Linked DNA regions of Mus musculus: region 2 is linked to region 1. Evidence: chromatin loops called from intact Hi-C (ENCODE). Cell type or tissue: left cerebral cortex. All regions are shown on one strand. Each heading gives the region's core, and the rest is flanking DNA. Links, peaks and the distances in the headings are about the cores only. Region 1 has its middle 17 kb from the start of Macc1. Region 2 overlaps Tmem196 (transmembrane protein 196).

Evidence for each region. Hi-C counts contacts between places; a loop is a spot of excess contacts. Peaks named below come from ENCODE experiments on the same cell type or tissue, not always from the same donor. Only the 100,000 strongest peaks of a DNase experiment are listed, where the experiment ranks them.
Region 2: a loop joins it to region 1, with 5 times the contacts of the local background. A loop is called at or near these places in 11 of 42 quality-filtered maps.

The regions. Positions count from the first base shown.
Region 1 is chr12:119,424,124-119,429,512 of GRCm38, reverse strand. It overlaps a transcript of Macc1 not described here. Among named protein-coding and RNA genes, the nearest start is that of Macc1, 17 kb to the left of the region's middle. In left cerebral cortex, for the core only: a CTCF peak has its summit at 2,513 (motif pointing left); a DNase peak (open chromatin) is centred at 2,506.
Region 2 is chr12:119,975,170-119,980,558 of GRCm38, reverse strand. All of the region lies in intron 1 of Tmem196 (transmembrane protein 196), which reads right to left. Among named protein-coding and RNA genes, the nearest start is that of Tmem196, 32 kb to the right of the region's middle. In left cerebral cortex, for the core only: no CTCF peak of the experiment used is centred there; a DNase peak (open chromatin) is centred at 2,801.

The sequences.
Region 1 (5,389 bases), core at 156-5,155:
TCTCTCCTTCACTAAGAAACAGAAACACTTGCCAACTAGTAATGTCTTAAGACCCTATATTATCTCTTTTCCATACTCACATACAGTTTTACCATCTATTGTCATTATTTCTGCCAAAAAGAAGGCCTGGACTCATGACAGCAGAGGTATATATAGTGGGCTGAAGTAGAAGGAAAATTGCCATTGTAATTAAAGGTGTAATGTGTAATTTTGAGTCAAAAGCTAGAAATGAATTCACTAATCTCAGCACCAATTTTCTCATCTACAGAAGGAAAATAAAATAATACTTTAAATTGCAACTTATATCTTTTTAAATAAAAATTAAATATTATGAACTTTCAATAAAAAACAGGCATTGCTTAAAAAGATTTCCTTTTTATTTTTAGCACACCTGAGCCGATGCTAATTGTGTGTTTTGTGTTTGGGCGCTTACTGTTCAGGCAGGTCTGAAATTTGCTTGTAGAAAAGGATGACCCTAACTCCTGGTTCTCCTGCCTCTGTCTCCCAAGTCTTAGAATTTCAGGTATGTACCACTGGTCCTTCTGGTAGCCATCTGCACCCGGGAGCTAGGGCTGTCCCACAGCCCTCTGTGCATGGGTTCTGCCAGAGGTGAGCTGGTCTCCAGGGAGTGCTCTGACTCCCAGGCTTGGAGGTAAGATCTCTGTTTTCTCTCTGGTAACTTTCCAAGGCAGGTCCAGTCAAGAGTGCACACAAACAGCAGAGCAGCTGGGACAGGGTCCTTCCTGTTACCATCTGCACCTGGGAACTGAAGACAAAGGTTTACAGGTCTACAGGAGGGACAAGTTCCAGCCAGAGACAGCAAGACCAACTAACACCAGAGATAACCAGATGGCGAAAAACAAGTACAAGAACCTTACCAACAGAAACCAAGGCTACAGGGTATCGTCTGAACCAGTTCTCCCACAACAGCAAGTCCTGGATACCGAAACACACCGGATAAGCAAGATTTGGACTTAAAATCACATCATATGATGCTGATAGAGGACTTCAAGAAGGAAATAAATAACTCATTTAAAGAAATACAAGCAAACACAGGTAAACAGCTAGAAGCTGTTAAAGAGGAAACACAAAAATCGCTTAAAAAAATTACAGGAAAACACAACCAAACAGGTGAAGGAATTGAACAAAACCATCCAGGATCTAAAAATGGAAATAGAAACAATAAAGAAATCACAAAGGGAAACAACTCTGGAGATATAAACCTAGGAAAGAGATCAGGAGTAATAGATGCAAGCATCACCAACAGAATACAAGAGATAGAAGAGAGAATCTCAAGTGCAGAAGATACCACAGAAAACATTGACACAGCAATCAAAGAAAATGCAAAATGCAAAAAGCTCCTAACCCAAAACATCCAGGAAATCCAGGACATAATGAGAAGACCAAACCTAAGGATAATAGATAAAGAAGAGAGTAAAGATTTCCAGCTTAAAGGGCCAGTAAATATCTTCAACAAAATTATAGAAGAAAACTTCCCTAACCTAAAGAAAGAGATACCCATGAACATACAAGAAACCTACAGAACTCCAAATAGATTGGACCAAAAAGAAATTCCTCCCGACACACAATAATCAAAACACCAAATGCACAAAACAAAGAAAGAATATTAAAAGCAGTAAGGGAAAAATGTCAAGTAACATGTAAAGGCAGACCTATCAGAATTACACCAGACTTCTCACCAGAGACTATGAAAGCTAGAAAATCCTGGGCAGATGTTATACACTAATCCTGGCTTTAATTGTGATGGTTTTAAAGAAGAATACGATGTGCTATAAGAACATTAGAAAGGAGGGTCCTGAATGTGTAGCTCATAGGTAAAGTGCTTACTGATATGATAAAGGCTCAGAGTCCAATCCCTAGTACCATGAAAAAATATTAGAAAGTAGAAAAAAGGAGAAACACTATGTAGATTTAAGTGTCATTCTAGTTAAATCTAGTTAAATTGTTCAATCTGACTGCAGTCCTTGCATCTCTTTGGAAAGGATAACTGAAAAATACTGTTATAATTAGAATTTATCAGTATTTTCGCAGTAAAATGTAATGGCTTTCAGCCTATTCTTGCTCCATCATTAATGTATAGAATTAATCACAAATCCTAGTAACCACAGAAACATACTCTTAGATCAATATTTTGTATATAACCACTGTTAAACATAATGTATTTTTGAATATACAAGTATGTGGATTCTAACTAAATTAAGTATATTTATAAGAGAAATGGAAAAACAAATGCAAAGGAAATCCTCAGAAGTCAGAATCATCCTTCAATATTTTTCTTTCATAAAATCAACTTAAAACTTGAAGTCATTAAGCAGCCCAAAGCCATTATGAACCTTTGTAAGTGGGAGCATCCATTTGTCCATACAGCCTTTACTCCAAGGTAAATGGACTTTTCTCTCTGCTGAGATCTTTTGCTATTCTGAGGAACAGCAGTCAGGCACCAGATCAGGAGCTACTGGAGGAATGCCTAGAGTTTTGTGCATAGCACCACCTGGTGTCAGCTCAGGGTCTTTCTAGAGAGCAGTGCTAAGATTTTATACCATCCTCGCTTGCTCCCTGGCCTCTCTGGACAGCATTGTATAAAATAGTGACTTTAAACCATTCCTCTGCATAAAAGTCAATTTGGAGCTTTAAAAAAAGACAAAAGACAAAAAAGAAACAGCAAAACAGACAGAGTCTAAGACAGAGTTCATACTTACATACATATATATATGCGCGCACACACTGGGAGCTTCTGTTACACAAAGACTACTAAGGGGCACTGGAATATGAGGTTCTGAGAATATGAATGTTTCACTTGTTTTGTCTTATGTAAGCACATTGCTGGGCATATAAAGTAAATTGCAGTTCAAATATATAATATTCTTTTAAGACAATAGTCCACTGGCCAAGAGACCTATTGGGACCATGTTATAGACATAACACTTAAATATTGCATAGGAAAATCTTGACTCCTTTATGACATTATTTCTTGTGGTTCAGGTGGAATTCCATAGCTCAGCACCAAAGTAAATAGATGGTGAAGACTGAGATTAGCTGCTCATATGAATGTGTATTTACCCACCATTACTCATTTCAAAAGCCTCTGACACACAGACAATCTGATTCATCCTGGCTACATGCCATCTTAGCCCATGCCATCATTCAGGTCATACCAGAGACACTGCTATTAGCTTACTTTAGGGCTGACAAGGACAGCTGAGATTAGCACTTTTGGTTTTGTTGAAGAAATTAGCTCTGAATGTGGGGCTAAATGAACTCTATTATCTTTTAAAGAGTAATTGTGTCACCTGAACATGTGTAATATGGATAATTGCTTCTCTTTTAGTACACAGGTACCAATGTAACTTTTAGAAATAAACAGACTCAAGGAATTGGGTGAGTGAACAGATGATTACATGAATGAAAGAGCAGCATAGACTGAGCACTGCAGTGTGACTTCTGTGAGCAGGGACTGCCTAAGTCAGCTTTGGATCCCAACACTTGCCAGGACTCATGAAGTAAGCTCTTAGCAGTATTGATGGAATGGTTCAAAGTAAATAATGCACTCTGTCAATGTGTGTCAAAAGATATAAGACTATTAAACGGGACTTGCCAGAGAACTAGATAGCTACTTATCTATAATTACCGTGGTGAGACTTCCCCTATCTAAAATGCACAGAGTTCATTGTAGTGCAAGAAAAAAATGTGAAGAAATTATTCCAAACCTTTTAAGTTAAAAGACAGTGAAACTACCTGCTAGAACTCATGTGGAAGAAAGACATTTTAGAATGGTTATGTAAATTTTATATCGTCAACAAAAACAATGTTAGCAAATACATAATGATACAGGAAATTACTAAAAAATGTAATAATATTTTTGTTCAAAAGCAAGATCTATGGTTTGGAGAGATATAAAGCTCTTCCAGAGGCCCTGAGTCCAATTCTCAATACCTATGTTAGGAAGCTCACAACTACCTGTAGTTCTAGCTCCAGAAGGATTAAACACCTCTGGCCTTTAATGGCACCTACAGTCTTGTGGAGATAGGAATATATACATACACACACACACACACACACACACACACACACACACATACATACATACATACATATGTACATACATGCATACATAATTAAAAATAATAAAATGAAATAAAAGCAAGATATGTATTATAATTTGATGTCTTATGTGCATGCAAATACATTTAATACAGAAAAGTACAATAATAAAATTCTCATCCTCCCAAAATACACTTTTGACATTTACTTTATATCATTCCAAATGCCACATTCTCATTTATTCACATAACATACTATCATAAAAATATAAATCATACATTAAAGGAATGTATATGGCCAGACACACTGATGGATGGTTGAGACCCCAGCACTGAGGAGGCTAAAGCAAGAAAATTTGAGTTCCAAATAAAGTTAAAATTAATTTATATATTCATATGTGAATTAATATTCACATTCCTTTATGAGTAATCAATCACAATTTCTGTATTAGTTGCTTTACTGTTGTTACAATAAAACACCTTGACCAAAGCATCTTACAGAATGGTTTATTTGGGCTTATGGTTTCAAGGCAGTAAGAGTCTGCCATGCAGGGAGGCATGGCAGCAAGTGAAAGGCATGACATCTGTAACAGAATGCTGATGTAAGCGCAAAGCAAAGAGAGTAAATTATCACTGGCAGGAGGTCTTTTAATCTTAAGGCTTACCTCCAGCAATGTACTTCCTCTAGCAAGGCTATGCCTCCTAGACCTTCCCAGACAGCACTATTAACTGGTGATCAAGTATTTAAATGCCTTAGACTATGGGGAACATCTCATTCAAACCACCACAGCTATAATATCCACTCATTTGGTCTTTACACTTAGTGTTTCAAGAACAATTTATTACACCATTGACTATTTTTAGAAAAATGTTATATTTATTTATTCATTTAGGGCAGAGGATTATGCATGTCATGGTTCACAAGGCAGGTTTAGAAATAAAATCAGATGTCAAATATGCAAACTATAAACTATAAAAATTTATAAAGGTCTTGTGTTTTTTAAACCAAGATTTATGTTTTCATTCCTAATTATATGGGGAATATTGTCTTACTGTATAAAAGACCATGACTTCATTTCATCATGTATTCAAATATGAAAATAGATTATACGGATTAAGTTTGAAGAATCTTTGACAATTTTACCTTAATAGAACTGTGGAAATAGAAGTTAAATTTAAAAAGAAGAGTTAGAGGAATTCATATGAAATAAAACAGCATAGAACTGTATAGTGGGATTAAGCTAATTTGCCTAATCACACAATTAAGAATGGTAGTGCAGATTTAACACAATGTCCACTTATTTCCAAATCCCAGGCTGGAGTCACTA
Region 2 (5,389 bases), core at 99-5,098, 550 kb before region 1:
GCTTCTGGGAGCAGAAGAGGGAGTGAGATTTTACTGTTTGGGAAAAGGTCACCAAAGCTAGCACAGAATTTTGGCCTAAAGTTCAGTGTCAGGCCCACTGCACTAACACTCAGCAACAGGACAAAAGTAATAAAGAAACAAAGTATTCCTATGTACAGGCCTAGTCTCATACATGGAGTCTTAGGACCATCTGCAGATCTAGGCAAACAATTGTCCTGGTAGAGTAGATTTATGGTTTTGCATCTATCATTTCTAGTTCCACCATGTGCAGTCCCTGAATGCACTGTGAGACTGCACTGGTTGTTATAACAGTTACCCTCAGATAATGCCCAACTTAGTTCAGTCTCAGTAGATAAGGAGCTTCCTTCTCCACTAAACCATCCTTAGATAACAAAAGATATAGCAAGAATCCATTTGTTGGGATTGGGCAGGGTGAAGATACAAGTGTTGATGTGGAACTCAAGAATCAGTATGCTGTTTTTAATTTTTGAACTTAGTTACTTGTCCAGCCTGTTAAAGCACTTGTTTTAAGGAGACTCAACGACCTCCATGAAAACAGAGAATATGTGTTTGAGAATGATAGGAAAACTTAGCAAAGAGGCAGAAGCTTTTAAAAGATAAAACGAAATTTTGGGTTCCATTTAGTACTTGACAGATCTAAGTAACTCCTCTTTTCAGATCAGTGTCCATGAACAATTCCTCAAGGCCTGGAGGTATGTACACCCAAGTAATTGTGCTTCTATCTTGTCGATATCATGTTTCTGGCGGTTCCAACTGTGGGCCCCAAGGCACAAGGCCCTCAATAGAGGAAGCCCATGGCAGTGTGGGCCTGCAAGCCCAAGATATGACAAAGTACTTTTTAACATTGGTTTGACTGAGTATAGTATGGAATCTGAGGATTCTCCTCGTTGGGTGACTTATCCCTGAGGAAATTTCTGGACTGTTTAAACAGAGAATGGTGTTTTGGGAGCAATCTTTGGGCTGTCCCTGCTTACAAGGACAGAATTATGAGTACAACCTGACTATTTTAAATACTCCTCCAGATCATGTTGAACAGCACAGCAATGGTACATATAGGACAGACCTGAATTTGATTTGCCTTCTAGAATTGGAATAGTAGTAGTACACCAACAAGGACCTAGTGGGAACCATGAACTGATAGTGTCATCTTGTGCTGACATATAAGTCACTTTAGGCTGAGGAAAAATCAGGAAGCTGTTTATAATTTTTGAAAAGCCAAAGTAAAAGTGGATCAAGGTAACTGGAATATTGATCTAGATATTTAATGAAGCATCAAATTGTTTATCAGCACTGTGAAGAACTTTTAGAAACATGACCTTACTTATCAGTCAAACTAACTTACCAGACACTGAAAATTAAGTAACTAATATGGGTAAATCTTAGATAAAGAATTTAAAAGTTTTAAATTAATTTTTTAGATTTATTTATTTTGTTATGTGTATTAATGTTCTGCCTGCATATATGTATGGCACCGTGTGTGTGACTCTAGCGCCCATGGAGGTTGGAAGAGAGCATCAGTTCCTCTGGGACTGGAGTTACTGTTGGTTGTGAACCAACACATTTGTACTGGGAACCCAATTTAGGTCTTTTGCAAGAGCAACATATGCTCTCAACAACTTAGCCATTTTTCCAGCCCCTTAAAGCACTTGTTTTAAGGAAACACAGTGACCTTTACGAAAAGAGAACACGAGAAAGAAAAAAAAAACCCGAATTATTCAATATGATAGGAAAATTTAGCAAAGAGACAGAAGCTATTTAAATGATAAAACAAAAATTTGAATTAAGAAAGACAGTAACTGAACTTGAAACATGATAGATGACATCCATGGATCAAATAGATGGGCTAATTAGAGAGCAAGAAGACAGGATTTGGAAAATACTCATTCAGTGGATGCATTATTACTTTGCTTGTTGACATGAAAGAAAAATCCTACAAAACCATTTGTTAGGAAGCAAAGATTTATTTTGACTAACAGTTTAAGAAGAGATACAATTCATGGTGGTGGTCAGAAGTGTGAGATAGCTGAGGTCAGGAAATAGAGGTGACTGCTGGTGTTCATTTTTGCCCCTTCCCATTTTACCCAACACGAGACCCTTGGACAGTCCCTTTCAACCAGGGTATGCTTTCCTAGATATTAAAACACTCTGATAATAAACTCACAAACACACTGAGTTTTATCTAAGAGATGATTCTAAAATCCACACATTGACAATACTAATAACCACAAAGAAGTAAACAACAAAATTGAATAGAAATAAAGCAAGCTATGAATTCTTTGAGATAGCATTAAAAACAAAAGGAAATTTTATGTTTTTAAGGTTCATGGGAAATGTGAGTTTGCTAAATGGATAGAAATGTTATTCAAATAGAACATAATAGAGCACTTTCCAAGCCTAGAGAAGGGTACAAATATGTAGGTACAGGATGGTCAAAGGCCACCATTCAGAATTAATTCAATCAAATGTAGGAACCAGAGGAAGTCCCAAACAAGTATGTATTGTGATGTAGGAAAGACAAGTTAAGGACGCCAAGACTTTGGATCCATGGAAAATTGGCAGAGCTGTTACCCATATGGGTGAGGCTCAAGTGAAATAACAAAAAATTCTGTGGGAATCAAGGTGTAAGTGTTTATTAACTATTGATCAGTGTATAAAACCCTAAAAACTGCAGCTTCCTTCTTCTGGATGGTTATAGCTTCAGACTGTTCACCTACAGAAACTTGCTACCAAGGCTAGCAGCGTCAACCCCAGCTGTACCTAATGAATACACAGATGGGGCGGGGGTGGATATAGCAAATTTCATCTTATCCTAGCTTTGATGTATGTGGTATGTGGTTTTGTCTTTTCTTTATTTTCTTGCTGCCACCCCTAGATAGGGTTCCAGGACCAAAGCTGTTCAGTTCTAGGTAACCAAACTTATCTCAAGCCATCTTCTAATCTACTTCTCCAAGGAATAAGAGACAAAAGATTATTAATGTTGAAAGCAAAAGGAAACAAATAACATGTAAAGGTGTCTGAATTTATAATACAGAAGACATCTCAGCAGAAACTTTAAATTGCAGTAGAAAATGTAACACAATTTTCATAAGAACCATAGGAGACAAGGTAAATAAATATCAACAAAAATTTATTTCAACCAAGAATATACTCAGCAAAGCTATCCTTGCAAAATGAAAAAAAAAAAGATAAAGACACAAATAGAGGCTAAGAGAATGCCTTTTTCATGTGTGTTTTATAAGAAATGATCCAGGGAGTCATTCAGCCATAGAGAAGGAGGCATGAATAAGTACAAAGAAATTATGACAAAGTGTATAACATACTGATAAGACTAATTATACAGAGAAAAATCAGAATACTCTAGTATTGCAAGTAGTGTATGTAAGCCACTAATATTGCTAAGATGAAGAAAGAATAATTATAATAATGATTAATAATAATTAATTAAGTAATGAGAGGGAGACAACATGAAATATGTAAATGGAGCATCTGAGATTCAAATTGTGAGGAGCAATAAATTCCAAGTATTAATTTTATAATTATTTATTGTTATATATTTTCTGCTCCTCCTACCTCCTTTTTTCCTTTTTCTTTTTTCCTTTTTTCTTTCTTTCTTTTTCTCTTTCTTTCTTTCTTTCTTTCTTTCTTTCTTTCTTTCTTTCTTTCTTTCTTCTCTCTCTCTCTCTCTCTCTCTCTCTCTCTCTCTCTCTCTCTCTCTCCCTCCCTCCCTCCCTCCCTCCCTCCCTCCCTTCCTTTCTTCTTTTATTCGTTTTATCTTTATTAGATATTTCCTTCATTTATATTTCAAATGCTACCCCGAAAGTCCACTATACCGTCCCTCTGCCTTGCTCCCCAACCCACACATTCCTGCTTCCTGGCCCTGGCATTTCCCTGTACTAGGGAATATTTTCTTCGCAAGACCAAGGGCCTCTCCTCCCAGTGATGGCTGACTAGGCCATCTTCTGCTACATATGCAGCTAGAGACACAAGCTCTGGGGGTGCTGGTTAGTTCATATTGTTGTTCCTTCTATAGGGCTGTAGACCCCTTCAGCTCCTTGGGTACTTTCTCTAGCTCCTCCATTGGGGGCTCTGTGTTCCATCCAATAGATGACTAAGAGCATCAACTTCTGTATTTGCCAGGCACTGGCATAGCCTCACAAGAGACAGCTATATCAGGGTCCTGTCAGCAAAATCTTGCTGGCATATGCAATAGTGTCTGGGTTTAGTGGTTGTTTATGGGATGGCTCCCCGGATGGGGTAGTCTCTGGATGGTCCTACCTTCTGTCTCAGCTCCAAACTTTGTCTCTGTAACTTCTTCCATGGGTGTTTTGTTCCCCATTCTAAGGAGGCACAAAGTATCCACATTTTGGTCTTCCTTCTTGAGTTTCATGTGTTTTGAAAATTGTATCTTGGGTATTCTAAGTTTCTGGGCTAATATCCACTTATCAGTGAGTGCATATCATGTGTGTTCTTTTGTGATTGGTTTACCTCACTCAGGAAGATATCCTCCAGATCCATCCATTTGCCTAAGAATTTTATAAATTCATTTTTTTAATAGCTGAGTAGTACTCCATTGTGTAAATGTACCACATTTTCTTTATCCATTCCTCTGTTGAGGGACATCTGGATTCTTTCCAGTTTCTGGCTATTATAAATAAGGCTGCTATGAACATAGTGGAGCATGTGTCCTTATTACATGTTGGAGCATCTTCTGGGTATATGCCCAGGAGTGGTATTGCTGGATCTTCCGGTAGTACTATGTCCTTCCTTCCTTCCTTTCTTTTCTTTTTTTTAACAACAGATTTATTTATTTTATATCTGTGAGTACAGTCTCGCTGTTTTCAGACACACCAGAAGAGGTCATTGTATCCCATTACAGATGCTTGTGAGCTACCATGTGGTTGTTGGGAATTGAACTCAGGACCTCTGGAAGAGCAGCAGTCAATGCTCTTAATAGCTGAGACATCTTTCCATCTCATTGTTTTTGTTTTTTGTTTTTGTTTTTGTTTTTGTTTTTGTTTTTGGAGACACTGTTTCATGTAGCTCAGGCTAGCCTTGAACTCACAATGCAGCTAAAGATGACCTTGAATCCCTGGATCACAGTGTTTATATTTCCTAGATCCCAGGAATGTACCATGCTATTCTGTTTTGGATTTTTGGTTGGTTTGTTTCTTACTATTATGACCATGATATGTTTTTATTATTTAAAAATTATTTCTCCTTCTTCTTCTTCTTCTTCTTCTTCTTCTTCTTCTTCTTCTTCTTCTTCTTCTTCTTCTTCTTCTTCTTCTTCTTCTTCTTCTTCTTTCTTCTTCTGGTTTTTCGAGGCAGGGTTTATCTGTATAGCCCTGGCTGTCCTGGAACTCACTCT